Regions from separate parts of the Mus musculus genome. Here region 2 is linked to region 1. Evidence: chromatin loops called from intact Hi-C (ENCODE). Cell type or tissue: heart. All regions are shown on one strand. Links, peaks and the distances in the headings refer to the core of each region. The heading gives the core; the rest is flanking DNA. Region 1 has its middle 36 kb from the start of Gm34647. Region 2 has its middle 14 kb from the start of Gm34474.

The links. A loop is a pair of places that touch in the nucleus more often than their neighbours do. Peaks named below come from ENCODE experiments on the same cell type or tissue, not always from the same donor. Only the 100,000 strongest peaks of a DNase experiment are listed, where the experiment ranks them.
Region 2: it touches region 1 in a loop (2.1-fold over the local background); 2 of 42 quality-filtered maps call a loop at or near these places.

What each region holds. Positions count from the first base shown.
Region 1 is chr8:35,289,459-35,304,647 of GRCm38, reverse strand. No RefSeq gene overlaps it. Among named protein-coding and RNA genes, the nearest start is that of Gm34647, 36 kb to the right of the region's middle. In heart, for the core only: no CTCF peak of the experiment used is centred there; no DNase peak of the experiment used is centred there.
Region 2 is chr8:35,197,537-35,212,725 of GRCm38, reverse strand. No RefSeq gene overlaps it. Among named protein-coding and RNA genes, the nearest start is that of Gm34474, 14 kb to the left of the region's middle. In heart, for the core only: a CTCF peak has its summit at 6,883 (motif pointing right); DNase peaks (open chromatin) are centred at 6,225 and 6,905; H3K4me3 peaks cover 1,204 bases; H3K27ac peaks cover 4,273 bases.

The DNA of each region.
Region 1 (15,189 bases), core at 3,914-11,913:
TCACATCCTCATTTTCATGGAAGGAGGGAGGGGGAGGGAGGGAGAGAAAGAGATAGACAGAGAGAGAGAGAGACTAGGCCTGATACAGGCTTTTGAGACCTCAAAGCCCAACCCCAGTGACACACGTCCTCTAACAAGACCATATCTCCATATTTTTAATCCTTCCCAAATAGTCCAACCAACTGATAACCAAATATGGCAGCCGTTTCTGGGGGGGGGGGCATTCTCAAACAAGTCATCAATCATCGTATCAACTTTCTCTAGACACATTCTTTTTACTAAATACTTAGATCAAATTAAGTGTATTTTATTTTATGTAAATGGGTATTTTGCCTGCTGTCTGTCTGTATACCACATGTGTACCTGCTGCTGATCAGGCCAGAAGAGGGCCTCATTGGATTCCCTCGAACTGGAGTTGGTTTTGAGCTGCAGTATGGGTGCTGGGTCCTCTGAAAGAGAAGCCAGTATTCTTAAATGCTGGGCCATCTCTCCAGCCCCCTCCAGATGGGTCTTTTAAATCCACACCTCAGATAGTGGCAGTGGTAGTTCCTCTCCATGACAGTTGGTAAGCTTCCTACAACCCTGGTACCTTAGTTCCTTGATTGTGCATATCCCCACACCTGTACATCATACATAAGCAAATACAATACCTGTACACACAAACATGTTACACATGCTCACACACTTTGCAATCTTCTATCTGATCTACTTTCTTTTTCTTCTTCTTCTTCTTCTTCTTCTTCTTCTTCTTCTTCTTCTTCTTCTTCTTCTTCTTCTTCTTCTTCTCCTCCTCCTCCTCCTCCTCCTCCTCCTCCTCCTCCTCCTCCTCCTCCTTCTTCTTCTTCTTCTTCTTCTTCTCCTTCTTCTTCTTCTTTCTTCTCTTTCTTGAATCATCCAATTTTATAGAAAGTTAAACACAGTGCTTAAGTTCAAACCCACAGGGGTGGGATTTTCCAGCAGCCACATATTTACAGAATTATTTATTTATTATTTTTATTCATTTGTGTATGTACAGGTATACATATGTGCACACACATGTGGAATCCAGTAGTCAATCTTTCTCTTTGTTCCTCTTCAGTCATCATCAGCCATGGTTTTTTTGTTTGTTTTTTGGTTTTTTTTTTTTTTTTTTTTTTTTTTTTTTAAGACCAAGCTCTCCTTAGCCTGGCACTTGCTAGCCTGGCTGGACATGCTGGCCAGCAAGTCAGAAGGAGGTTCCTCTCTGCTCCCATCTCTGTCTCCCTAGCTTTAGGATGACAAGCACATACCACCACACCACACTTTTTAATGTGGATTCTGGAAATTGAAGTTAGGTCACATCTTCCCAGCCCTGGGAATTAATTAAGGTGAAAAAAATATGGTATTTTAACGGATGTCTAGGACTCCCATGATGTAGTGTGCATTGTCTTTTTAATTCCTATAAATTCATGAGCGACTGCCGTGCCAAGAAAAGGGAGACTTTTTAGGAAGAGATGATCTATGACACCATGCTCTAACAGCAACCTGGGCTGTCTGGGCCAACTCGGACAAGGGAGGCCATTGAGAGCCCAGATGGGCGGACAATCGATGGCATCTTTACAAGGATGTAGCTGGAGTGAGTTTCAGTGAGCCCCAGGACTCTTTCCCTCTGGCAACATTTCCCATCTTGATGGGCTGTGGTTCAAGGCCTTTACAGTACACACGCCTGGGCAACTTCTGTTCGTTCTCAGTGTCTCCCCCCCCCTTTATTAAATAAACTTGTCTTAAAGTAGAGTTGTTGTAAACCCCACTCCTCCATGAACATTTTAAAAACATCTACTCTGACTTCAAAAGTGCTCCTTATGGGCTGAATTTTGTCCCTCTTCCCAGCTCATAGGTTGACATCCTAACCCCCAGTATCCCAGAATGCAATTAGTTGGAGGAGACAAGGTTCCTTTGAACAGGTAAACTGATGCAAAATGAGCTCATATTCATGGGCCCCAATCCAAATATGACCTTATGAAGAGAGGTGGCCAGGACACAAATTCACCCAGAGGGAAGACCGTGTGAGAACACAGGGAAAAGATGGCCACCTGTAAGCCAAGGAGACCGGTTCTCTCAGAGAAACAACCTTAAAATATATATATATATATATGATCTTACTCAGCTGTCAGGGCCTCAGAACTGAAAAACCTGTTTCTGTGGTTTAATCTGTCCAGCCTGTGGCATTTTGTCATGGCAGTTCTTGTAAACTGATGCATGTCTCTGAGAAAAAAAGAAACTATTCTGTAGACAAGAACTACTCCATGAATGGATATATTCAAAGCCATGAGGACAAAGTAGAAATGGCATGTTTAAGGCCTTTTTAGAGTCCTAGATGACACATTTACCTTTTTGTTATGTGTTTGTAAAACTGTTATGTAAAAAAGGTACCCTGGACTGGGGAGATGACTCATCAGTAAAGTGTTTGTTATGTAAGTCTGAGGAACTAACTGAACTCAGATCCCCAGCACCCACATAAAACGTTGAGTGTGGCAGCTTGTGTCTGTCATCTCAGCACTGGGGACGCAGAGGCAGAGGATCAAGCCAAGCCGGTGAAGTCCTAGGTTCAGTGAAAGACTGTATCTCAAAAAAGTTGGGTGGGAAGCAATGGACACCTGACAATGACTCCTACACACAAGAATACACATGCACACACATGTGCACACATCTGTATATATAACACACATATGCATGAAGAAGGAAGGGGAGGAGGGGGAGGATGAAGAGGAGGATGAAGAGGAGGAGGACCAACTATATTGAGCCAAGTGAAGTCACAGGTTTACAGTACTAGCCCTTTGGAGGATGAAACTTAATAACCATCCTGGACTATATAGCAAGACCCTGTTTCATACAAAAGAAAAATAATGTCATGAAACAATTGTCTATTCTTGGAACAGAAGTTTTTGACCCTGCCCCACTAAGGACAATTATGTTGGGAGATGCTCCGCAATGACTGCTGATACTTAGACTCCATCTCCAGAATCGCTGGATAGCAGCTTGTGTTAGACATCCAGCCCCCAGACCAGGGACTTCTAATGAGTGCCTAGGGTTGGGGAAAAAATAGTTGGAAACCAGTTAATTAGAGAAAACGCTGACAATTAAATGTTTGCAAAGGGAGTCATTCTGTTTTATCTCTCCAAAGATCCAATTTCATACACCACCGTACATTGCTCTAGCACTGTGAATACACTTCGCCCTCCAAGTATGGCTTCCTTTCTCCTGCCCCTCGGTCCCTGGGGAGCTGGTTGATAATGCTCTATGGAGCGAGAACAGACGCCACTTAGTAACGTCTTCGCTACTGATCACGGCAAGTTACAAGTTTCAGGGCACTGTCTATGCAAAGAAGAAAGTGCATTTGGAAAGGGGCGCTTTGCAGCCCACATCCCCCTAATTAGCAACTGGGCCCTGTTGGCCTCCTTTGGTGGAGCTGGGGTGACAGCCAGTTCCCTGGAACTTGGCAGCCAGTGAAAGCCTATGGGTGCCAATTAGCTTGAGCTGCCTTCAACCCTGAGCTACTTAATGGTGGCTTTTTAATGTTTGTTGGTTTTTCATTAAAGATTGATCTGACTCTGTGGATTTCTAATGTCCTTTTATTTGGTAAATCAATCTTAGCCTGGCAGTGTCACATGCACAGGAAAACTTTGGCTGGAAGTGACTTTTGAAACTCAGTTGCAGAAGAGGGATGGAGGGAAGGATGAAGGTGAGATGACAGGCCAGGCTCTCCTCCAGGATGTGGAATACCCAAAAGACCCCGAGTCCCAGTTCCAGGAAGAGGGTGGCAAGAGGTGATCCCATACAGCTGCAGCAAGGGCAGGCATTGGAATTCTGTCCTTGTCTATGTGGCTTTGCAGTGACTGTCTGCATTGTTAAGAAAGGAAAATGAGCGACAGAGAAAGAGATTTGGCAACTGTACACTCAAGTTTCACTTCAACCTTGGTGTCTGGCAACCAGGACGTAGATGGGTTCAGCAAAAGTGCTTACCTGGTCTCTTGAAAATTCTGATTGGCTCAGCCAGGCAATCAGCCTAAACAATTGGATGGGGTCCCTTTGGGATAACTCCAGAGGAGTCTCACCCTTGGCCAGGCTCCCACCTCTAATTTATCTTGTTCGTAACAAGATATCCTGACAACAACTTTTGGCAGGAGCTAGTGAGGGAAGGACTTGTTAACAAGCCTGTCTGGTAACCTGCTCCAGGTGCAGCTGTTCTGTGCTCTATTAGAGCCAAGGGTGTTCAGCTGGGGTACCCTTGATTATCCGGGGCTCAAGATCCAAGGAGGAGAGACCCCTATGCACATAGCTAAGAGAAGAAAAATAGTTATGGTCTGTAATCCAATCCACCAGGGACTGGGTAATTAAAAAAATATATGGCTCATGTTGAAGAGTATTATTTATATTATATATTAATTCTATGTAATTCTATGTGTATAAAATTATACATGGGCATTGAATCACAGTAATTATTAAAACACACAGGTAGAAAATTGACAATAGTGTGTGGTGACACTACCCATAAAATATATATGTCATACAAATAATTACATATGTACCTGTGATTGTGTGTCTGGTGTCATAATAATTATCAAGACACACAGAGAAACATCTGAAAACCATCTATTCAGAGGGCTAATGTTAGCCTTATTGTGCGCTTGAGTGCCAAATATATATCTAATGTCCTGTTTCCAGGGGTTCAACAGTAGTGTCTAGTTAAATATCAGGTTCACTGGGAATCTTGGAGAGTGGAGACTATTGAACACTCTCTGGTTAACTCTGGGCTTACTAGCAAATGCCCTCTAATGCACCCTGATGGCATATGTGTGAAATGCCTCTGTCTCTTTACCTGCTTTCAAAGATGCATCTCCAAGAGAAGCTTGGATCCCAAATTTGCTCCGTTCACACCTCAGTTCCACAGGTTACGTCACAGGTTTTATTTCCCACAGCAGTACATTGTCCAGTTCTATCTTAGAGACTGATGTGCACAGAGAAAGAACCTCCTGTTCAAAAGCAATTTATTTTAAGATTCTATAAATGTATACAGTTTAGTCCATTTAATATATATACCGTTCTAGACAAAACATAAAGATAATAGTGTTAAAAGGAAGTATTTAGACAAACAGAATTTATTGGAGCATATCCGAGCAAAGACCATTGTACAGACTGGGCAACATTCAAACAAACTGAGATTCTTCACCCCCAATAGGAGCGGCAAACTTGTATATGTTCAATATGGGGGCGAACTGGAGGAGAGATCTGATTGGTCACCCTAGGTTCTTGCCATAGATGGATGGCTATGACATAGAATTTACCTTATTTGGATATGAACCAACGTGAGGTTCTTAATTATATAACTCACTGGTTGGCTTACTGCCTATGATTAGCTGAGGCTATTTTTAAAGCGAGTTATGAGAAATATTTCCAAGTAAGTTCTGGGTCGAATACTCACGAAGTCTTGTTGAACAGCATCCACTCAGCTCATGGGGTGATTCGATTTGTTTTTCCTCATGATTTTGTCATGCCGACTGGAGTGAGGTCATTTCACACACAGTGAGTAGACACGTACATTTCACACACAGTGGGTAGACATGTACAACCACTTAAGACAGGGAGATAGAGTTTGACAGGGAGACTATGGTGATGACAGGAAGATGATGGCAAGAGAAATGAAATGCCCTTCACCTATAGAGCCCCACCAGCAAGGTCCCTGAACCAAACCAACCATAATTAAGGAAGTCAGGCAAATGGTTCTCCACCTTCCTAATGCTGCAGCCCTTTACCACGATTCCTCATGTTGTGGTGACCCTCAACCATAAAATTTTTATTGCTACTTCATAACGGCATTTTTGCTATGGTTAGAAGTTGTAATGAAAATATCTGACACTCTGGAGGTCTGATATGTGGCTCCCATGGAAAGGTACATTAACCTGTGAAGGGGTCGTGACATACAGGTTGAGAACAAGTGCTTTAAGTGGTCTCTTCATGTGGTTCATCTCTTTCCATGCAAGAACCCATCATACTATCCCAGCTGCTATCTTACTCCAAGGCCTGATCTCACCTGCACTCATAGCCTCTCTCTCTCTCTCTCTCTCTCTCTCTCTCTCTCTCTCTCTCTCTCTCTCTCTCTCTCTCTCTCTCTCTCTCTCTCTCCCCTCCCCCCACCCCACTAAAGCTCATCCTAAAGGGTTAGCTGTCTTCTCCAGGAAGCTATCTCTTGCTCTCCCACAAGAACTATATCATTTCATGTCTAGACTCAGAGATCTCAGACCCGGATGAGGAAAGTGAGCTGTGGGTAGGAAACAGAGTCTCAAGGCTGTGGGGAGGGGGGTGTTTGGAGATGGGGTGGCCTGTCAAACTCCCTACCAGCTAGGAAACGAGCTTTCCAAACATAAGCCCCGTGGAGAGCCATGCAAGATTCAGATTGTAGATCGTGCATACTGTTGGTCAGTGAAGGCTGGGCTCTCTCTCACCTTCACAGGCTCAGAAGCTGAGGGCAAAGCCAAATAAGAGAGAGGTTGCTAACAGTTAGAGAGGACGCAGTTCTGTGTGCCAGTCCTGACCCCAGCACCTCCTCATCGGTGAGATTTACATTCTTAATCTTCAGCTTCGTGAATCCAATCTCTTTGCACCACTTCATAGTGCTGGACATTTCTTGACTAAGTGCAAGAACATTTGATGGTAAATACTTGGGCCTGAGAAAGTCATGGTCTCTTACAAGTTAATAAATGTGCCTTGTGAATTGGTTCTTAATTATCTCTCGTGGCCAAACCCCACGATGTTACAGAATTCCTGCCAGGCATGGTGGCACACACCTTTAATCCCAGCACTTGGGAGGCAGAGGCAGGCGTATTTCTGAATTTGAGGCCAGCCTGGTCTACAGAGTGAGTTCCAGAACAGCCAGGGCTACACAGAGTTGCAGAATTCCAAAGGATGCCCATATGTCTCAAGTCAGATGCTAGAACCCAGCCCTTCTACCTAAGTCGGATTCCAAGGAATCCTATGTATGGAACTCAAACCACAGTCAGCCTGCTCTGCTCTTAGAAAGTGGTCACAAGGAGGCCCCAGCTCTTAGCTACTGTGAGCTCTGGGCCTGATGTACCAGAACCCATCGAATAAATGAGGGGATGCTGGGAAAACTGAGGAATTTTCAACTATCAGTAAAGACTGTAGACACTACCTTACATTATAGTTGCCCACGTATTTGAGCACCTAAAATAAATATAGAAAGGGCGGCCCTAACCCCACAGTGGACACATAGGATATGCAGTCTATGGCATGGTATCAGGAGAGCTGCATTCCATTCTCATCACAAACTAAGCTTGGCTTTATGTTTTAAGTTTGGCCTAAGGGTTTTTCTGTGTCTAATGAACCACAGCCTAACTTGATATGAAAACATCACTATAACTGGAATTGTAGCTGAATCCCAGCCAGTCACAAGCAGCCAACTACTGGGACCGAGTTCATGGAAGACAGAGCTATGGCCAGTCAGCCTTTTCGTGTGGCTTACTTTGTTTTCTGTGTCACTTCCTTTGATATGCCGGGCAGGGCTTTCTGGACCTTTCTTTGTCAGTTAGCACTATTGTCTAATTCTGGAATGGCAAATAAAACTAATTAAGATCTGTGAAATTAGATTTGCTGTAATTTTATCTTCTAATTATGCAGTCTCTTTAGCACTTAATTCGGTTCAGTCGAATAAGAGAGAGCCAGCGTCATTCATGTGAGAGAAATTAAACCTGAAGAAACTAAGGACTTAGCCTTAAGGCTGAGTGTGGTTCAATTCTTTTTTTTCTTTTCTTTTTTTTTTTTTTTTTTTTTTTGGTTTTTCGAGACAGGGTTTCTCTGTGTAGCCCTGGCTATCCTGGAACTCACTCTGTAGACCAGGCTGGCCTCGAACTCAGAAATCTGCCTGCCTCAGCCTCCCAGGTGCTGGGATTAAAGGCGTGCACCATCACCGCCTGGTGTGTGTTCAATTCTTGATAGAGCTGTGGTTAACACAAGGGCTAATGAGAGAGAGACAGAGACAGAGAGACAAAAAGAGAGACAAAGAAACAGAGAGACAAAGAATGAGAGTGAGTAAAACATTGCAGTGACAGGCACGACTATGCCAAGACTGCCTGTTGCTGCAGGAGCTTCCCCATCACACAGGGGTTTGTGGTGGATGGAAAGTGATAACATTAGCCTAGAGTCCGCAGCCGTGCGTGTACCAAAGCCCCATTGGTTAAAACACTGATTCCTTGAGAGTTAGCAGCCATGCTGATTCTCGAAAAGGAGACTACCTTCCACTTCCCTCAAGCTAGTATACATCCGTCATGTGGATTCTCTTCCCCATGGCTACCAACAGCAGCGTCCATTCTGAGCTCCTACACAGGGGAGGCTCTGGCTGAAGGAAGAAGTGACTTGTCTTATGGTTTCTATTGCTGTGATGAAACTCTGTGACCAAACGCAGGTTGGTGAGGAAGGGGCTTATTTGGCTTACACTTCCATATTGCTGTTCATCATCAATGGAAGTCAGGATAGACACTCAAACAGGGCAGGAACCTAGAGGCGGAGCTGATGCAGAGGCCATGGAGGGCTGCTGCTTACTGGCTTGCTCAGCCTGCTTGCTTTCTTTTTTTCTTTCTTTCTTTCTTTCTTTCTTTCTTTCTTTCTTTCTTTCTTTCTTTCTTTCTTTCTTTCTTTCTTTCTCTTTCTTTTTAAAGATTTATTTATTTATTTTTATTTATGAGTACACTCTTGCTGTCTCCAGACACAACTGAAGAGGGCATCTGATCCCATTACGGATGGTTGTGAGCCAGCATGTGGTTGTGGGATTTGAACTCAGGACCTCTGGAAGAGCAGTCAGTGCTCTTAACTGCTGAGCCATCTCTCCAGCCCTCAGCCTGCTTTCTTATAGAACCCAGGACCACCAGTCTAGGGATGATGATACCACTCACAATGGTCTGTGCCCTCTCCCATCAATAACTAATTAAGAAAATGCCCTACAACTAGATATCCCAGAGGAATTTTCTAAACTGAGGCTCTGTCCCCTCGGATGGCTTTACCTTGTGTCAATTGGACATAAAATACCCAGCACATAATTGATTGTTTTAGGAAATTGTCTTAGCTACAGTTCCTATTGTGGTGAAACACCATGACCAAAGACACTTGGGGTGGAAAGGGCTTATTCAGCTTACACTTTCACAGAACTGTTCATTATAGGAAAAAGTGAGGGCAGGAACTCAAACAGGGTAGGAACTTTGGAGGCAGGTGCTGACGCAGAAACCATGGAGGGCTGCATGGAGGGCTTGCTTCCCAAGGCTGGCTTGCTCAGCCTACTTTCTTATAGAACTCAGGGTCACCAGCTGAGGGGGTGGTCCCACCTACAGTGGGCGGGACCCTCCCCCACTGACCACTAATTAAGAAAAAGCCTTACTGAATTTTATGTGCTTCCCCAATTCCCAAGAAGGATGGCACAAGGAGTCCCTAATGTCAGGCAATTTCCTCCAAAGGGCTACAGTGTGGAGAGCTTTTGGGGGCCGCTTAGCAGGAATCTGATATTGGCCAAAGACAAGGAAGTAATTTCAGGCAGGAGTCTAATTTGAGTAGGCAAGAATAATGACTTGGGGCTAGGACAGGGAAGTAGATTCAGATATCTTGGTCATCCTGATAAGCCCTTAGGAACAAGTGATCAGGGGACTCTCTTTACTGCCTCGCTTGTTCCTTGACTATTTGTGTTTATTGTACTGCTTGCCCTTATTACCTGCACGTATTTAAATGGTATAAAAGCAGATTGGAGAGCCGGGCGTGGTGGCACACGCCTTTAATCCCAGCACTCGGGAGGCAGAGGCAGGCAGATTTCTGAGTTTGAGTCCAGCCTGGTCTACAGAGTGAGTTCCAGGACAGCCGGGACTACACAGAGAAACCCTGTCTTGCGGGGGGGGGGGGGGGGGGGGGGAGGATTGGGAAAAAAATAAACCTGCCTCAGCCTCAGAGCCTCAGAGCCTCAGAACTGGCTGGGGTCATGCTACAATGTTGTCTTATTGTCTTTTTTTCTTTTTAATCTGCACTCCTGTGCTGGAGAACCTGTTGAACGAATGTCCTGGCTTGGTCACTACAGAGCATTCCTGCTTTTGAGGTGTTTGCCATTCAGTAGCATTTAAAGGCATTCAGCATTAGAAAGTGTTAAACACTATTCAAAGACTTAGGCAGGGATGGAAGGGCACAATGAAAAGGCTCCTCTGTGGAGGTGACATTTCAGTGAGGCCTGGGTGACAGGGCTTCTCCCTGTGTAGGAGGATCAGCTACAATACAGCTCTCATGGAGAGAGTAAGACCGAGGAAGACAGCTTAAAGGAGCGGTCCAGGGTGAGGACAGGGGTGAGACAGGGAACTCCATCACTTGGACCTTACATTCCAATTATGTCCAGTGAGTTACAAGTAGGGCCAGATGGTAAGCTGCTTCTTCTTGGAAGCTCTTGACAGCTCTGGGGAGTACAGGGCAAGGCGAAGGGAGTCTAGACATGACGTTCTGCAGTGGGCAAGAAATGCTGGACACTGGGGTTCCAGGTGTTGGGGGCGGGGTGGCAGGGACAGGTGGTGTTTTAGGCATGGGATGTAGGAAAACACAGGGAATCTATAATAGCACGCTATTTTACTTCCTCCAGCCCTGGTGATGTGTCTTCCAAATGAAGTTGATGTCTTTCCCCTTAGGGACAGGACTGTATGGGAGGCTGTGTCTCTTTAAACAGTGGAATGACTCTCAGCCTGAGTGATGTGCATATTTAGAGGCTGTCCACTGCGTTCATGCGTGTTTACATTTCTTCTTAATCACCTCTTCTCCTCTTACATTTCCATTCGTTCAATGCGGCTGCTTAGCAACGCCACAGTCAGGAGGGTCACACACTCTGTATGAAGGCTGTGTCTTCACTAGGGCGTCTTGCTTGTCTGGTCGAACACCTGACCTCACGTGCTTCTTCTTAACTTCACAGTGCACACACGAAACGGTACCTCCCTACCCCAGTGTCCTTGCCACAGGGCTTACATAAGGTTGCACACAGTGCAGGTTCACTGGAGGAATCCAGCAAGCCCTGGCTTCCTGCTCTCTCACCAAAGAACCTTTGGGCAGTTTATAATGGGCTGTTCATTCAAGGACTATTGTTTAAGCACACACTATTAATCACACACCGTTCCAGATGTGATAGTGACAACAGGGAAGTAGATACGGCTCCTGCCTTTGTGGCCCTGATATTCAAACAGGAAGAAATGGGATGGGATAAGCAAATAAATGACATAGCTTTAGCTTTCTTATGGCAATAATAAAGTAGCACCATGGGTTAGAGAGTGATGGGTGTTCCCAGACGGTCTCCACAGCTGGAGACACTGGCTCTGAGATCCAGGATTTTAGAACAAGATGTTCTTGGTCCCAATACTGTAGATATTATACCCATTGTTGTTTCTAAATAAGATGGCCGAGGGAGAACCCTGAGAATAAGTATTTTAATTAGCTGGATTTATTTATTTATTGCCAAAGGATGCGAATTCTGAAGGTCTTTCTGCTTCAGCTGCTGTTTTTGGAGAATGCTCATTACTTCTAATGCACCATAGTCAAGCTCCTGGTAGAGTCATAGAGAAGGGAAAAAAGGCTGGCAAGCTTGGAGCATCGTTTTAAGATCTAAGGTCATTATCTGTATCCCAATACGGTGTTCCATATATTGACGAATATGTGAAAACCGTCTGGGCCGAGTTGGATTCTGGTGACAGTGTGATTAGAACAGATTATTGTGATCTAGCCAGCGATAGAGGAGTCACCAAACTCCTGACATATTGGTCTCTGGATTTGAATGTTTCATCTTTCCCTCTCTGTCTTTGTGTTAGGCATTTTTCTACCAGTGCAGCAAACACTTGATATAAAGCAACTTACATAGGGAAAATTTCATTGTAACTTTGTGGTTTCAGAGGTTTTGACTATCACTTAGCTGCATCGATTCTGGGCCTGTGGTGAGGCATAAAACAGCTCACTTCCAAACAGACAGACAGAGCTCCAGTCTATATATACCCTTCAGATGCATACCTTCTTAGGACCTACATTCTCCAGCTTCCAATAAGGTTGTTATCATTACGATCAAATCACCACAGTGATTGGATTCACCAGTAGGGACTCAACCTTTGATATATGACTCTTTTGGTGGATCACTTCATATAAAAATCACAACAAATATCTTGACTCCTCTTGAAAATACAATACATACATTTTCTTTAATAGTTGCCAAATCCATTATCACAGACATTTGCATTTAGGTTTTTAAAAATGGTTATTATGGGGCCAGAGAGGCAGATCATAGATTAAGAGCGCTGGCTGCTCTTTCAGAGGACTTGGGTTCAATTCCCAGCACCAACATAATGGCGCATAGCCACCTATAACTCCAGTTCCAGGGGATAGGGTGCCCCCTTCAGGCCACTGCAGGCACTGCATACACATGATGCACAGACATACATACAAAACACTCGAATACATAAAATAAAAACAAATCTTTAAAAAGGTGTTTAATAAAGTTGCAAAAACACATGAAACTCAAGAAGAATGAAGACCAAAGTGTGGACACTTTGCCCCTTCTTAGAATTGAGAACAAAACATTCATCGAAGGAGTTACAGAGACAAAGTTTGGAGCTGAGACGAAAGGATGGACCATCTAGAGACTGCCACACCTGGGGATTCATCCCATAATCAGCCTCCAAACACTGACACCATTGCATATACCAGCAAAATTTTGCTGAAAGGATCCTGATATGGCTGTCTCTTGTGAGGCTATGCCGGTGCCTAGCAAACACAGAAGTGGATGCTCACAGTCAGCTATTGGATGGATCACAGGGACCCCAATGGAGGAGCTAGAGAAAGTATCCAAAGAGCTAAAGGAGTCCTCAACCCTATAGGTGGAACAACAATATGAACTAACCAATACCCCGGAGCTCATGTCTCTAGCTGCATATGTAGTAGAAGATGGCCTAGTTGGCCATCATTGGGAAGAGAGGCCCCTTGGTCTTACAAACTTTATATGCCTCAGTACAGGGGAACGCCAGGGCCAAGAAGTGGGTGGGTAGGGGGTTGAGGGGGAGAGGGTATGGGGGACTTTTGGGATAGCATTTGAAATGTAAATGAAGAAAATACCTAATTAAAAAATATTTTTAAAAAGTGTTTAATAGCAGCTGTTTTCTACTGTACCATAACAAATTATCACACACTTAATGGCTTGAAACGACACAAATATCTTTACGGGCCCAGAGATCAGATGTCTAAATGAGTCTTGTTTAATACAAGGTTGCAGTGAGCTCTGAGCTCTTGAGGAGATCTTCTTTCCTGACCCATCCAGCTCCTAAAGGGACACTCAGCTTCTTAGTGTGCACCCGTTCTTCTGCCTTCCAGGAGGGTGGCACCTGAAAATCCCTCACCCCAATGCTGCCTTCATGACTGTCTCTCCTCTCCTGACTCTAACCCTCCCATCTGTCCCTTTCTTATAGCAAGCTGTGATAGCTCAGATCTTAATTGTATCCCAAATATCCAGCCAGTAAAATGTTGTCCCCAGCGTGGTGCTGTTGGAAGGCGGTAAAACTGTTTAGAGGCTTCCATGAGTGTTTAAGTCACTGAGGAGTGTGTGCCCTTGAAGGAGATCCTGAGATCCCGGGGTCCTTGTCCCTCTTCATGCTAATCAGGAGGGAAGCTATGTTGCTCTGCCACACTGCTGTACTTCTCTTATGATATATTGCTTCGACACAGACCCAAAGCGCAGACTCGAACCTCTGAACCTGTGGCCATAATATAGCCTCCTTTATTTCGAATACCTCAGGGGTCTGTTACAGTCCCTGAAGATGAACAGGTCCTGTTTCCTGGCAGTTTCCCGGATCCCAGTCCAGCAGCAACAGCCAATTTCAAGTCCTGTAAGTCGATTGCCTTTGCCAGGTCCCTGTGTCCTTTTGTCCTGTGAGGTAGCATAGCCACCCGTTCCAGGAGTAAGAGATAGTCATTTCTCACTGTAATCCGGGCCACAGGGTTTTCAGTCTATCATGACTATCGCCTTCCTAGAGATATTTGTTCTGATTTGTGATTAGAAACCTCTGTCTCTGGGCCCAGATTGTACTATCACATAAAATCCATTAGAGGTCCAAGTGTAACCAGCCATCAAACTAGGTTCAAAAGTCCCCCAGGGAAACATATGAGGTTAGACCCGGGGCAAGCATGGAGATGCTGTTTCTGGGTGGTCAACCCGAAATAAGAAGCTAACCTTCTGCCTGAATCCCTTAAGCCTTAAAGCTGCTGGAACCTTCCTTAGTTTACATACACATGAAGCTGAAGGCATCCGACGGCTGAATTATAAGGTAGGTGTCACACCACACTAAGTCAAGACTGAATTTCTGCTCAGTTCCTAAGAAGTCTGGACTTTCTCTGAGTCCAAGCCAACAAAGGCCGCCTGTCAGCCCTGCACTCTCAAGCAAAGGCCTCCCCTCCCCCCACCCAAAAGGTGTTGCTTGCAGTACTGGCACATTGTGTGTGTGTGTGTGTGTGTGTGTGTGTGAGAACTGACCTTATTTTAGAATGGAAAAAAACCACCGCTCAGTATACTTTTAGATAAGAATGGTCATATGACTTGTTATTTAGGCCAAAGTCTTTCCTCTCATTTTCTTATATAATCAAATCACATAGAGTTGAATTCTGAAACTAGGAAAGAGACAACTGACCGCTAAAGTCTCTGGCCAGCTCTCAAGGTTGGGATGAACTTTCTGAAAAATCAAAACAAAACAAAATAAAACAAAACATTTTTTTCACCCTTTGTTTCATATAGAAATCTTAAATTCCCTCCTTTAATCACACGGTTCTCCAAGGTGCTACTGTATGTATGTATCCTTTGGAAATATTGACTTCTTACCCTCCTCCCCCAGTGTGCTCACTCAGAGATTAATTCTCCTAACTCATTTGACTTCACCGTTTGTGATGATAATGGTCAGAGGTGTGGAGCCGGGTCCCTGGTCTTCTTGGGTTTATGAATTACAACAAGGAGACTGAAGTGCGTCTCAGTCTCAAAAGCAGGGTCTATTGAAGCCGAGCTCTTTGATGTTCGACTGCACAATGAAAACCTTGTAAAGGGACGCAGGATCTGGGAGGGTGGACATTTAAGCTCACGCCAGGGACAAGAACGAGAGCATTGTTTGGCCCCAGCAGAGGACAGGT
Region 2 (15,189 bases), core at 3,700-11,699, 92 kb after region 1:
AGAAGGGCTCAGTTGACTATCTCTGTTTGCTAGAAGGACCTGTCTCCAAGAATAAGAATCCGTCTCTTCGAAGCAAGCCTGTAAGGAAGGGATTCGGGGACTTAGAACTCTAGGTTCTTTGAAGAGTCTACAGTCACCTTGTTCAGAGTCCTGATTTTGCATTAGGGCATCTTAAATGCTCTCTGGCAGACAGGCAGCCTAGTCTTGGAATCTCCAGTTCTTCCTTCTTAAAAGTGACTCAGAACCCACCCTGTACACATCTTGATTTCAGGACTCCACTGAGTAGCATTCAAGGACATTAATAAGCAGGAGCTGGTTTGCATTAACTGGTACAAAGCCCCTGTTCAGCCCTGGGGACAGCAAGCAGGAGGAGGCGGGTGGAGTCCCTGTATCTGTCAGACCTTGCCTGGGTTGGTAAGGAAAACAAGCCACTGCTCAGCCTGGCCAGCTGTTTATGTTGGGGACAGAGCGCTCCACACTGGCTGCTTGGGGGCTGCCGTGGGGAAGCTGCTGACAGGCTGGAGGCAGTGGATAATGTGAGCATTCATTCACTCCAGCTGATGTTTGCATAGCACTCCTGTGTGGAGGAGAAGGGACGGGGTGAGAGAGCAGAGAAAGGAAGAGCCATGAAGGCCACTTGGTAGAAGCCAGCCTCACGGCCTTCCAGGCCACCCTGTGGGGAGGGTCACTCTCGGGGAGTTGAGACACAGTGTCTACTGGGCAATGTGAACTTTTGTTGCCCAGCTTGCCCAAGTCTATAATAAGGCTAGTTAAACATTTCTAGTGTTTCCAAATATTCTTCATGATATTTCCCACCCACCCCCAATGAGCTGCCTGCTAAGTAAGGGTGGATAGACCCAATGCCCTTCAATCAGTTTGGATGGGGTTCAACCTCTTTTGTCCCGTACAAAAGAGCTGGGTCAGTCACTTTGGTCAGTCACTCCCTCTGCCACCTCCTGATAAGGGACCCGACTCTGAGTCCCTGACCCATTCCCAACCTCACCAGCATGAACATGACCTTGGAGTAGTTATATAACTGTTCTGGTCTTCTATTGCCTCACTTTGACTATGGGCACGATAACCAGTGCCCCATCTCCCAGGGTGGCTGTACCAGTAAGATGAGCCAATAGCCCAAAGGCAGGAGGACATCCCCAGGGAAGAAGTTGGCAAGCAATCGTTTATGCAAAGGGACAAGTAGTGGATACTGTAGAGTTTGGGAACTACAGTCAGAACTCTGTGGACTGTTCTTTTTTGTGTGTTGTTTTTTTATTGTATATTCCTTGGAAACCTTGACAGTTATTGTCAACCTCATGGGTGGCACAGAAATCCATGGTCAGGGCTTGACACACAGGCCATAGTCTCCCAAGCCTTGCTATAGGCAAGCTACAGGTGAAAGCCAAAGTTAGGGTGAACAGTTGAAGGAAAAAAACCTCTAAATGTAAGAAAATAACATGAAACACATATAACCATACATGTATGTGTTCTGGAGCACATATAACCATACAAGTATGTGCTCTGGAGAGTTTCTGACTTTTGGCCCACACTTGTGAAATTATTTGAACCTCCATTCATGTATCACAGGGGTAAGTTTTCATCTCTGTGGCAAATACCAGAAAGAAACAACTGACAAGGAGTAAGTCGGCCCTTTGGGCTCACATCTTCAGAGGTTGCAGCCCGTGGTTACCAGTGCCCACGGTGAAGGGAAGCACCACCCAGTGGTGGCCAGGAAGCAGAGAAAGTCAAGAAAGCATCGAAAGCAAGGTGAAACTTCTTAGGGCACCTTCCTCAGTGACCCACTTCCTCCAACTAAACCCTGCTCCCATCAGACACCATCAAGTTATGAATCCATGGATGGATGAGTCCTATGAAAAGGTTAGAACCCTCATGATCCAGTCACCTCCTAGTGACATAGTCCTCCAACTGGGAACCAAAGGCATGAGTTTTTGGGAGCATACTTCACCTCCAGACCATGACAGCCACTTTGTTCCAGAAACCACTCTACAACCTCTAAGCACATCACGAAATAGACCAGAGTGTCTGTCGTCTCAGTTGAGCCTGGAAGTACCTCACAGTATAGGTGAAGTTCTCGGCAGGCTCTTCTAGTTTTCTTTCTGCTGCTGCGATAAACACTGAGACCAGAAGCAACTGGAGGAGGGAAGGGTTTAGCTCAACGTATACTTCTCCCAGCCTGTCACTGAGGGAAGTCAAGGCGAGACCTCAAGCAGGAGCTGAAGCAGAAGTCATGGAAGAGTGCTGCTTATTTGTTGTGGACAGCCCTGGGGCTAATTATATTTGAAGTTAATTCCTTTCTCCTGTGAGGGGTTGGGAACACGGAAAGAGTCAGCACTCAGGTGATTTCCTGTAAACCTGCTTCCCACCTTAATTTGTAAAAAAAAAAAAAAAAAAAAAAAAAAAAAAAAAAAAAAAAAAAAAAAGGAGAGCAGATGATTGGGTAGATAAAAGGGAAGGTGGAGCGGAAGGGGGGAAGAGAGAAGGAGGAGAAAATGGAAAAGGGAGAGGGTGCAGAGAAAGAGGAGGAGGAGGAGAAAGAAGGAGAAAGAAGGAGAAGGTGAAGGCAGAGAAGGAGGAGGAGGAGAAAGAGAGAGAAAGAAAGAGAGAGAGGAAGGAAGGAAGGAAGGAAGGAAGGAAGGAAGGAAGGAAGGAAGGAAGGAAGGAAGGAAGGAAGGAAGGGAGGGAGGGAGGGAGGGAGGGAGGGAGAAAGAAAAGAAAGAAAGAAAGAAAGAAAGAAAGAAAGAAAGAAAGAAAGAAAGAAAGAAAGAAAGAAAGAAAGAGAGAGAGAGAGAGAGAGAGAGGGAGGGAGGGAGGGAGGGGGGAGAAAAAGAAAGAAAGAAAGAAAGAAAGAAAGAAAGAAAGAAAGAAAGAAAGAAAGAAAAGGAAGGAAGGAAGGAAGGAAGGAAGGAAGGAAAGCGGCCAGAAGCACATGGTCTGGAGAAACCGCAAGTTCTAAGGGGTCTCATTGATGTGGAAGATGGTAGTGTAGCAGTAGATCTGCCCAATCTAGGTGCACAGTATTTATTCATATTAATGGAGTTGTGTTTTCATTGCTGGGGCATATTTGGGTTGGAGAGTTACCCTAACACACACTTATTGACTTGATCCTTGGCTCACATTCAGCTACCTTTCTTTGTCGTTGTTGTTGTTGTTGTTGTTGTTGTTGTTGTTGTTGTGTTGTTTTTCAAGACAGGGTTTCTCTGTGTAGCCCTGGCTGTCTTGGAACCTTCTCTGTAGACTCTGCCTGCCTCTGCCTCCCAAGTGCTGGGATAAAAGGTATTCACCGCCATCACCCGGTTCAGTTACCTTTCTTAGATAGCCAGGCTTACTCCCATATATTTGGTACCATACAATGGGACCTTCCTACATCGATTAGCAACCAAGAGAATATATCTACACAATTGTCTTCAGGTCACCTTGATGAGACTTCCAGCTTCCTGGACTAAGCAGAAGTTTTTACCCAATCCAGCTTTCTCAGACAGCCATTGTTGAACTACCCAGCCCAGGTCTTAATAAGGCAACCTAGTAACTTCCCTCTGTTACATAAATTAACACTGAAAGTTCTGTTCCACCAGAGAACTCTAACACACTCACACCAAAGCCAACACTCATGGTCACATAGGGAACGGCTCTCTCTGTCTCCGATGACGAGTCAGGTCCTTGCTTCACTATGTATGTCTCTCCCTTCCTAGCCTCGTTCCTAGTTTTAAGATACCAGAAGAGACTCAGAATATGGAAAATAACAAGGAATGCCTATTGCATTCTCTTTCTAAGCATTTCCAAAGAGAACCAGTCGGTCAGTAACTCTAATCTGTACTAGAATAATAAAAGCATCCCGGCATCACTCACACACACACACACACACACACACACACACACACACACACACACAGGAGGTGGTGGCTACTGGATACCTCTTTCCATGGCTGCCAAGAACTGAGATACAGTGCAGTAATGCAGCTATGTGGCACAAGGTTCTGAGATGGCAAATGAGCTCCTGTCTTTGGTTTTTTTTTTTTTTTTTTTTTTTTTTTTGTTTTTTTTTTTTGTTTTTTTTTTGCAGAGAGGATGTGTGCCTTTCAACATGAGGGCTGAGCCTAGCACGTTCACTTCCTGTTCAGTTCCGGTTCCTGTTCTAGTACAGCCTCCTCTTGCACAGAGTGTCAGCTGTCCTGGAAGTCACGTACTTCCAGAGGCCCCTTTGTCTCCTCATTTCATCATCTGTAACAGTCATTCCCAGCCCAGAGCACAAGCACTGTCATTTCTATTTCAATACACGTTCTCTCTGGATCATGGTGTTCTTCACTTTATTTCATCTTTGCACGTAAGGATAAGTCCCAGAGCTCAGCCCAGTGGTCTCAGCACATGGCAGAGCACAGCAGAGGAGAGGGCTGGTGCCTCAACACAAACCACGCCTCCAACATGGAGGAAGGATCCTGGAAACGCCTGACCCTGGACACAAAGCAAGAAGCCTAGAAGGCTTGAGGGAGTTAGTGGTCCTCCCTGGCAAAACAACAGAAAGGTACCAACCACGAGGGAATGAATCATCTGTGATATTTTTCCTCCCGAGAAAGAGTACCTTAGACATGAAAAGCCTGCGGGGTCCATGCCTAGCAACCATTACACACAGGATAATGGTAGATTCTAGGAGCAGAAGTCCCGGAAGACCATTTCTGTGGTGAAGTGTCTCAGGAAAGGAATGTGGTGGGTTAATGAGCCTCAGAGATAAGTGTTTTCTGTGGGAATGCTGCACAGACATCACTTTCTTAACAAAAGTACAAAGAGAGAAAGTCAATGGCAGGGCCTTCCTTCCCGGGAACTCTGGAGATACGGGTTAAAAGCCACTTGGGAAAGAGCAGAGTTTGACAAATCCGTGACGCACACTAACTTCGGAATGAAAGCTGGATTTAATGACACTGTAGATAAGGGTCTGCATGATCTGGCCTTAGCTATTCATTCCAGTGCTTGTCTGTGTCACTGTATTGCATGTCCCGCCTGTCTAGTAACCTGCTTATAGCTTCTCAATACATGGTCCCTCCTCCCTTCTCCTTCTCCCTCCTCCCTCTTTTTCTCCCTCCTCCCTTCTCCTTCTCCCTCCTCCCTTCTTCTCCCTCCTCCCTCCTCCTCCTCCCTCCTCCCTTCTCCTTCTCCCTCCTCCTTCTCCCTTCTCCCTTCTCCCTCCTCCTCCTCCTTCTCCCTCCTCCCTTCTCCCCTCCTCCTCCTCCTTTGTCTCCTCCTTCACCTTTGTGCCCTTGCATTCCCTGTGCTAGAAGGGCCTCTCTCCATTTCATAACAGAGCAAACCCCCACTCTTCTTTCACCACAGTACAAATAATCCTCTGTGAGGCTTCTCCTGACTCTCATGGGCAGTTATTTCTCTCTTCTCCCTTTAAGGAGTTATTTTATGTGTACCTCTCTTCCCACAGTCTGAGCTCCCGAGCAATAGAGGTTGGGCCTCCTTCCTATTAGCTCCCAAGCCTAGCCCAGGGCTTGAGCACAGTAGTCACTTAAAATGATGAATGAGTGGATAAATGCATGACTTGGAACCAACCTCAAGAGCCCAGCAGTGATCTGGTACTGTGCTCAGTGATATCCGCTACAGAATCTGCAAAATGACCTGGTGGTGGGCAGGGAAGAATATAAAACTCCTGCTCATGTTTGTTTATCACAGGTTATCCATGAAAAGTAAGCTTTTCTTATATTTCACACAGACTGGTAGACATGCATGTATTTGGTCTGTAAAGAACCGGTGTATGTGCTTAAAATGCAGACCACAATTATAAACAAAGGGGAATGCATTCAAAGAGTCCAAACAGGGAAAACATGAACAAATGGAGGAGTAGGGGAATTAGTCTTGTGGAAAAGGCGAGAAGGACATCAGTCGACCAACAGAGAGGGTCATGCATAAGGAGTAAGAAGCTAGACAAGTATGGGGCAATAAGAACGAGGCTCCCCTCATGAAGACCTACCAAGGGATTTCTGCCCTTGTCTCCAGTATTGTTAAGCTAGGAACCAGCAATTAGGAGCCCAATGGAGACTCTCAGGCATAGGTAACAAAATAGGAAAGAAGAGGGACTGGGAGGAGGCTTACATTCTATAGTGTCCTTCTAGAACTGTTCCCTATCTGTTTGAAGGGCAACACACCAGGCCTCCGCATCAGGCCTGTCCAGCACCAGCCCGCAGCTTCTTAGAAAAGTCTATTTATAGCCTCTTGCTATTGCAGCACGCTGTGCTGTCGCCCTGTCGGTGGCTTGCCAGGTGGTGTGAGCCACTGCTGGGTGAGTGACCATCTCCTGGCTGCTTCCTGTTAGCTTAGGGAGCAACAAAGCAGGTGGATTTGTTTGTCAGTTGAGCAACCTGCCCATGCCCTGCCTAACCTGATGAGTTCCCCTTTAAACATTAACCGCTTTCTAAAACCTATGTTTTATGCTCAATGCCAACCAGGGCTGGGGGGGAGGGGTGCAGTAGAGAAGGAAGAAGAAAAAGAAAGAAAGAAGGGAAGGGGACCCTTTAACAATAAGTCATCTTCACAGTATCTAATAAATGTCCCCTGGGCTCTGGGAGCTGGAGACGCCATTTCCATCCTCAGAAACTGATCCCTGGTAAGGGAAACACATCTGAGATGTAAAACGGGAAGAGTGGAGGCGTGTCCACGGCTGTCACTGGGCCTTCTTCTGAGCTGCTATGCTCCCAGGATCTCCGTTCCCAGGACAGTGGATCTTAAACTTTAGTAAATAAAATCGATTCAGTGGCGCTAATGGTTTTGGGGAGCTGGTAGGACAAGGCTGCGAGTTTTTGAGGTGGAGCCACAGTTCTTTGCTTTGTTCAGCTTTCTGAGAGTGTCCAAGGTAAGTGGTCATAATCACAAGGGGGCGCTGCGCTTCCAACGTGTGAGGAATGACATGGGTAACCCTCAGGAACAGAGGAAACAGCAGGAGGTTAGAGAGGAATTAGGGGCAGGAAGTGGGAATGAGACAAAACCCACGCTGCAAACTAGAAAAGATGAACAGCCATTGCCAGAGGCACCGGGGTCATGCAGCTGGCTGGTGTCTGTGGTTTAGCCTGGTTCATGGTCCTTAGTGTGAAAACTATGACTTAGCTAAACAAGCACTCAGCTCTCTGAAGGCAGACTCACTACACAGAAACGTTGGACAGAAACGCTTCCTTTAGGAGCCAGCCTCTCCTTGGTCACGCCTCCCCTTCCTTACAGACCTCCTGGTTGTAGTCTATTGCTGATCTCCAGACTCCAGAGTCGCTAAAACCCAAGGGAATGGGAAGGAAAGATGAATTATTTTCTGCAGCTTCCGCAGCTCTTGGCAGCTCACAACTCGAAGGCTAGACAGACAGACAGCCGCGCTGCCTGCTTCCATGAAGAGGCGCTCCAGTGGCCACTAGTGACCTTGTCATCTCCAGATCTTGCTCCATCCTCGTTGCATCAAGACATGTTCCTCTTACACTGAACTCAAGACGCGCTGATTCCCTTGGGATGTGAGCAGTCCAACCCTCGCATCATTTCTTAGCATGTGTTGCTTGCGGCTGCTAAGCCCCGCCCCACCGTTTCTAAGGTGCACTTTCCCACGTTCCTCTCACCTGCGTTGCTCACCCCTGCCTGTGAGTTCCTCCTCCCCGAAGCCTTCCTTTCCATTCTTCCATTTGAAGACCCCTACCTCATTTTTTTTCTTCCCTTCATTGTGAGTCTTGACCTGGCGGGAGTGATGTTTGCTCGGATGAGTTCCACCTAGTCTAGTCCAAATTCGTGGGGAAGAGTTCTCATGTAAGCTTCTTGAGCCTAATGGTTAGGGACCCCACTAGTCCGAGTCAGACCCTCAGCTCTACCGTCCTCCAGCTCTGCCACCCACCTGCCCTGAGACCTTCCAGCTCTGCCACCACGGGCAGGTTCCGTCACTCCCTAAGTCTCCATTTCCTCACCTATAAAGTGGGGAAAGAACCATACTTAGTGTTCTGGGTAAATAAGCCAAGGCTTGTCCAGCCTATCAAGCATAACCGTCAGTGAATGTTTGCCCTTCTCGTTATGAATATTTATATCCTCACTTTTACTCTAATCCCTACGGGTTTAGTCTAGTAGATGCTAATAATGTTTATTGAATTAGCAATTAAGATATATAACTGCATCCATACATTACGACATTTTTAAAAAGGCATGAGCAACTCAATATATCCATTCATACATAAATATTTTATGCCCTTTCCTGTCTGTGAGGATTTGCTTAGAGAGGAATTTATCTAACTAAGCTCAGGTGGCCTCCTCACGCCCCTCTCCCTTTGTGCCTGTCGCTTCAAAGTGCTCGCCTCACTTCTGTGCCCGTCCTTCTGCTTGCTGTCCTGCTGCTAAAGAGCCAAACTGGAAAATGGTGGCTATTTAAAAAGGACCTTAAACTGTGTCTCTGTCCTCTAGAGGAAATAGCTGCAGGATTCCACCAAGTCTTTTGCTGTTTGAGCTCAGCATATCTTCCTGTCTGTATCCACCTTGTGAAATGTGGGCGAGGGGGACTAACTGAACCCTGTTGTCCCATTTAGTTTCCATGGTCTATGATTATCTTCGTGTGGGGCTGAGTTTTCAACCTTTATTAATATAAATTGATGACTACTCAGGCTTCTGAATTTTAATGATTTGACATTATTATTATTATTATCACTATTATTCCTGTAGCAAGAATGAAATGTCCATTCAGGAGACACCATATCTTGACTTTTTAATGGCTCTCCTCTACGTGTTGGGTGGGGCAGGAAGCTTCAGCTCCCATCAGCCTTGTTGCCCTGACAGGAAGAAAGAAAGCTCTACCGTGACCTGATTGCTTTAACTGTACGCAGTGAATTTTCAACTTACTGTATTTTCAAGTGACATTAATAATTTTATGGAGACCAAACCCTTGTTGTTAAGTCGCTGTTGTCCTAATTCCCTGATGAAGAAAGTCTGAAAAAGGAAATCGGTGGGGTGGTTCCTGCTCGCCCAGCCTCGTGCTTGTTTGTCTGCTTACCCAGAATGCCTAGAGGTGATTGCAAGGCTGAGACAAAGGTCTGGAAACTGGGTTGCCGTTCCTTTGACTTCAGGATTTTCTGAGAAAAATTAGCAAAGGTGCACTAAGCTCTGATTGAAAGAAAGAAGGAAAGAGAGAGAGAGAGAGAGAGAGAGAGAGAGAGAGAGAGAGAGAGAGAAAGGAAGAAAGGAAGGAAGGAAGAAAGGAAAGGAAAGGAAAGGAAAGAAAGAAGGAAAGATAGGGAGGAAGGAAGGAAGGGAGGAAGGAAGGGAGGGAGGGAGGAAGGAAGGGAGGTAGGGAGGAAGGAAGGGAAAGATTCTCACTAAATGATAAAAATTAAGTACATAGGTGCTAAAGTAGTCACCAACTACCTGTTCTTGTTTCAGAGAAAGTAGCTGTAAGCTACTCCCTATCCCCAGAGACCTTTCAGAGAAAGTAGCTGTAAGCTTCTCCCTATCCCCAGAGACCACAGTTTAGGGAGTCTGCAGCCTGCTCCTCTGCACTGCCTGAGACAAGAAGAGCATCCTACGGTTCTGCTCCGCCAGCTTTGGCCTCCTCATCCCTCTCGCAAGTAGGGTGGCTTTTGGACCAGTTTATCATCTTTTAGTCCATGTTGGTTTTGAAGAGCATTTTTTTAAAAAAAAATTTTTTTTCTCCTTAAGATTGTGCAAAGTACCCACTGGGCCCAGGCCTGTCTTGCCTACACAGGGTGGACCGTGCCAGCTCTGTCTCTGCCCTCCCACTGCTCTTGATTGATAGCTAGAGATGACTGTGGGTAGTCTTTCCTGTCTCCACATGGAACCCAGAAACCCAGTAGTAAAAGCATCATGCACCCAGTGACGGGACCATCAATCCTCTTCCCTGGGCGCTGTCAGAGGCCAGGAGGCAGGAAGTACAGCAGGCCCACGGGAGGAGAGGCAAGCTGTGACATAGGATGACTGTCCCTTAAACAGGCTGTCCCTCCATGAGGGGAGAAAAGGAAAGAGGACAGCCAGCGACAGACTATAGAAGAGCAAAACCTGGAGGAAGCATGGGACTACTGTGGATCTGGAATATTCTCCAAAGGCCCGTGTATTTAAAGACTTGGTTTCCAGCTTGGTGCTTTGAGGTAGAGTGGACACTGAAAGAGGCAGAGGGAAGTCTTTGAGGTACCAGAAACAAGTCCTTGAAGGGGAGGGTGGGACCCTAACCTTGCTCTTTTGTGTTTCCCTACCTGGCCATTTAATGAGCTGTTTTCTCTGCTCTGTGCGCCCTGACATTGCTATATGGGACTCCCACCAAAGACCTAAAAGTAATGGGTCTAACTGACCACAGGCTATATCCCTAAACCGGAGTCCAAAATAAACCTTTCTTCTTCATAAGATAATCATCTCACATGCGTGTTATAGTAACAGCAAGCAAACAGCACAAGTGGCCCATTGAGGAGACAGCAGGGTTTCCCCAGTGTTTCAGCCCCAGTGCCTCTGGCTGGTCAGTGGTGGGAGGGGCTCTCGGGAAGAGATGCTAAGTGATTTGGACTTAATCCTTTCAGCGTGATCTATCATCAGGTAATTAAAACAGAATTGAAAAGAAAAATAACGTGAGCTTTAAGTCTTCCGATCCAAAACAGCCTGTTCAGCCACCACCCTAAGGGTGAGCAAATGACTGTAGGTTAAACTTGAGAAGAGATGAGGGAAGTACCCTAAAGCCAGCAGTAGGTGCATCCTGGCTGCAACCAGGAGGCGTCATCCCACATCTTCAGGGCACCTGACCCCATTAACAAAAAGCCTCAACTCTGCGGAGTCCGTTTTGCCGCGCTCTTGGAACGAGGTGAGCTGGGTGTTACCTAAGTCATAACTGATAGGGGGAGGCCCTGAGACAGGAGACTCCTGCAAAACCACTCTCTAAGACCGAAGTGGTTTGGGCAGCCAGATTGCAGCTTGCACAGACATCTGCAGAGGGTTTACCTAGAAGAAAACGTCCGCTTGGAGTGCCTCCGTGTTGTTCGCTGCAGGTTAAACTTCAGGCAGAAACACGGGGACGTGAGGAAGAGAGGGCATTAGCAATTGATCAGCCAGAGCGGATGCCATGGTCAGTTTTGCTGCTGCTGCTGAACACGCATGCGGAGGAAGTGAGGGAGTGGCCTATAGAGTTCTGGCTTCCTTGCGTGGCTGCTGGCGGAGACATTGATGAATTAAACTGGTTTCTCTAGCTGCACGACCTGCCAGAGCCTTTAATACACTGATAGACTGTGGATTCAAATGACTAATTTGTATATACTATTCCTCAAGCTGATTTACTACCAAATCCCTGGCTACTTCCTGGCTCATGCTATCTACATGCCTTCCAAGGCCCTGCAGAACTGTTAGAGTCCACTCCGTCCTAATGTCAAAGAGGACATAACCGGCTTCCAGGGGAAGGTCACGGAGGACTGCAGCCACACAATACCCCCAGCCCCCTCTTCTTTCCTGCTGAGTCTTGCCCCTCAGCCTTCATGTAGGGGCCTGCTCCCACAGTTCCTAGTCAGGACCTGCCCTGCTTCTCAGTGATCTCTGTAAGCAACTGGACCAGGCCAGTCGCCTGTCTGTCTGTCTGTCTGTCTGTCTGTCTGTCTGTTTACTACTTAACTTTTAAATTCATTCCTTTACAACTTTTTGACACAGTGTCTTCCTCTCCGGTCCAGGCTGTCCCTAACCTCTCAATTCTCCTGCCTCAGTAAACCCCGATTACAGATGTGCACCATGACACCTGGATCCTTGCTGTTTTGTTTCTATATGTGTGTATGTGTGGCTATATGTGTTCATGTGTATGGCTTGTAGTGGTCAGCGGTAGAAGCTGGGCGTGGTCCTCCATCGCTCTCCATTTCATCTTCCTAGGCACCACTTCTGGCTGAACCCAGAGCTCTTCAATTCCACCTAGTCTAGCTAGCCAGCTGGAGACTGCCTGCCTCCATTTTCAGAGCCCTGGGATGGATCGCCACACCCACCCTACTTTAAGTGGCTGTGAGGATCTGAACTCTGGTTCTTACACTCAACCGTTACATGCTTTATCCACTGAGCCATCTCCCTAGCCTCTCCTTAACATTTTAACCCTTGTTATAAGAACTTAGGAAGAGGGGGCCAAAGCTACATTATCTATACGCTTTTGTTGACATATCTTTGCCCTATTAAATAGTTTTCTTTCCCTGTCATTTTACATTTTCTGTTCTGTTCATTTGGCATATAGGGAAAGTGTCCTTTTTGTTCTATGATCTACCTCTGCTAGTAGTAATTATTTTCACTAGCTCCTGCTAGCTCCGGGGGCTCAACCTGCTTAACAATTCTTCTGTTATCTCCCTTGTTTTCATGTCTGAAGTTTTTGGTTTTCTTCCTTTGCAAACAAAGAGAAATTTGTTTTTGCTTTCGTATATTTATTATTAAAATCATGTGGGTGGCTTTGTTTGTTGTGGTATGGCATTCGCAGAATCCTTTGCCCAGAGTACCCTGCATAGCTGCTGCTTTGGTGTAGATATGCTTCTGTGACCCAAGAATTGAATTTCTCAGTGCAGTGCTGTGAGAGGTGATGAGGTCTTTAGGAGGTAAGGCCAAAGACTAGGGAGACTTCTTTGGTAAAATTCTCGCCTTTCAGTCATGAAGACATCAGTTGAGATGCCCAGTGCTCATATTTTTAAAACCTGAATTCAATGAATGACATGTGCCAATAATCTGAGTGCTGGAGAGACAGAGACAGGACCCCAGCAGTTCACCCAGTTTAGTGCAAACTGCAGGTTTAGTGGGGGATCCTAGCTCAAAAAATAAGATGGATAACAAATGAGGAAGATACCCAATGTCAACTGCTGGCCTCTATACACATAGATATAGATGTGCACAAATGCACATGAAACACACACACAGACACACGTACAGAGTAGAGCTATGTGAAAGCGGTTAAATCATTATAGATGCTCTTTTAGAAGATTAACATAGTTTTCCAGTAGACCCAGTTAGTTCCTGTGTGAGCCAGTTGCTATACAGAGCAAGCCCTTCCTATTCTCTAGCCTCCTGTCTCACAGAACTAGTCTCTCCTCTTACACATGATCCAATGGTGACTTCATTTACTGTAATGCCATGGGATCAGGGAGGCTATGGCAAGATCAGATGCCTTAGCCTTCACACTAGGAGCTGGTAAACTTTTTACTTTTAAAGTACCCAGACTTAGGCGTTTTGTGTTAGTCATGGTAACTGGTATAGTATAGGCCAAAGCAGTGAACGGAAGCAGTTTTCCTCTTTGGGGGAAGGAATATGTATATTTCAGAACTTCCAAAGATACTCCTGAGTTCTCTTTGTAAAACAAAAGAACAGATGAATTCTGAAAGTACCATAATACGTTTTCATGTTAATTCCCCAAATCCTCCATTTAAATATAAAACTGTCCTCTAGCTTCAAGCTTTTTTTGCTCAATAATAGATGTATGTATGTATGTATGTATGTATGTATGTATGTATGTATGTGTTTGTTTTGTGATATTGGGGATCAAATTTAGTGCACTGCACACACAGTCTGGGCAAATAAGCTACAACCTCAGCCCAATATTAGTTTATTGAAGTTAAAAAATATATATCTTCCTAGGTTCTACACACACACACACACACACACACACACACACACACCTAAAATTCTCATTTAACTCAAAAACAGAAGCAAAAGCAAAACAATACAAGCCCTTCATCCTCTGAGCTGTCAGTCTTCCCAGCTGCCTTTGGAGATCAGAGCCATCTGTGAGACCCCTGAGGGTGTGGTCCATTTCAGTCTGTGCAGAGATAAAGCACACTTCCCTCCTCCCCCTGCTCTTCCATTAGGATTCTGAACTCATCCCGACATGAAACAAGGCCTCCACACACATTGAGCTAGTTTAAGCTGACTTAGTTCTTTCTTGCCATTCTGACAGTAGAGTTCGATCTGATTTGTGCTTTTTTCCATTCTGCATTCAGGTCTCTTCTTGTGTGCGAGTCTTCTCATCCTCATGGGCTGTTAGAGACTTCCTGTAGTCCTCCTCGGCCCTCCTTTAAACATACTCCACTCAGCAACAAGACAGACATCATCTTCTGGAGGGAGGGAGCACTCACTTCTACTGGCGTGCTCCCTCCCTCCTAAGTCACACCAGCCTAGGGTATCAGATCTTTCCCAGGAGGGCATGGTATAGCCCCAGCCAGCTCCCCTCTTCAAGAGCAGCATTCAGGCTATTGTGCACGTGAACCCAGAAGCCCCAACTCTTCCTATCGACACTTCAGCTATGACACTTTGTCATAAAAAACCTTTAAGCAGGACCCTTGGCTTCACCTCTGTCCTGGTTTTCTCAGGTTATAGTCAAAGTTTCTTACAAAGACCCTTCTACTCTACCTAGCTCTCAATGAATGGCAGCTCACTGGACCGTTTAGAGATTTTAGAGATTGGTTCTTGGCCATAGGGAAGCTGCCACATAGCTGAAGTGATGGGCATACCAGGTGGAGAATTGTGGCTTTCTGCTAGTTGAGCTGGGGAGTCACGGGGTTTGCATTGCATGTATTAAAGACAGAGCCTTGCAAAGTGAGTTCATCATAGCTTCAAAGGATTTTTGTTTATTCACCCACTGAGTCATCTGACAAATATCTAAAGAGGGGGATATACACCAGATGGGTTCCGTGGCGTCAGGGTCACAGGAGAAAGGACCTCAGACAAGGTTCCAGCACGTGTAATCCATATTCTGGTGTTGAAAGGAAAGAGGTAACATGACACACAAAATGCTCATGGAATTAGTCTCTAGGAACATGTCATTTACACACAGGTCCAAATGATTTTTTAAAACCCAGCATTTGGTATGCAGAGTGTTCTGGAGGAGAGAGATGAGGAGCGAAAGCCAGAACCCCTAGCACTTGAATAAACTACAATAAGTAAAGAAAACCATATGGCTGGGTCTGATGAGCAAAGAATTGGAGGAGAGGGGATTATGTCAACGAGGAAGAACGAGGAAGACACAGCCTGGCTTAGTAAGACTTCAGTAATTTGGCATGAGATATTTGCTATGTCATGATAATACAAACCTATAACCCGCAGCACTTGGGAGGCTACAGCAGGAAGATTGAGAGTTTGAGGACAGCCTGGGCTACATAGTATCCTAGACTTTTCTGAAGAAAAGAAAAGATAGATTATCGTTCCCACTAAGAACGGAAGGAAGCCACGATG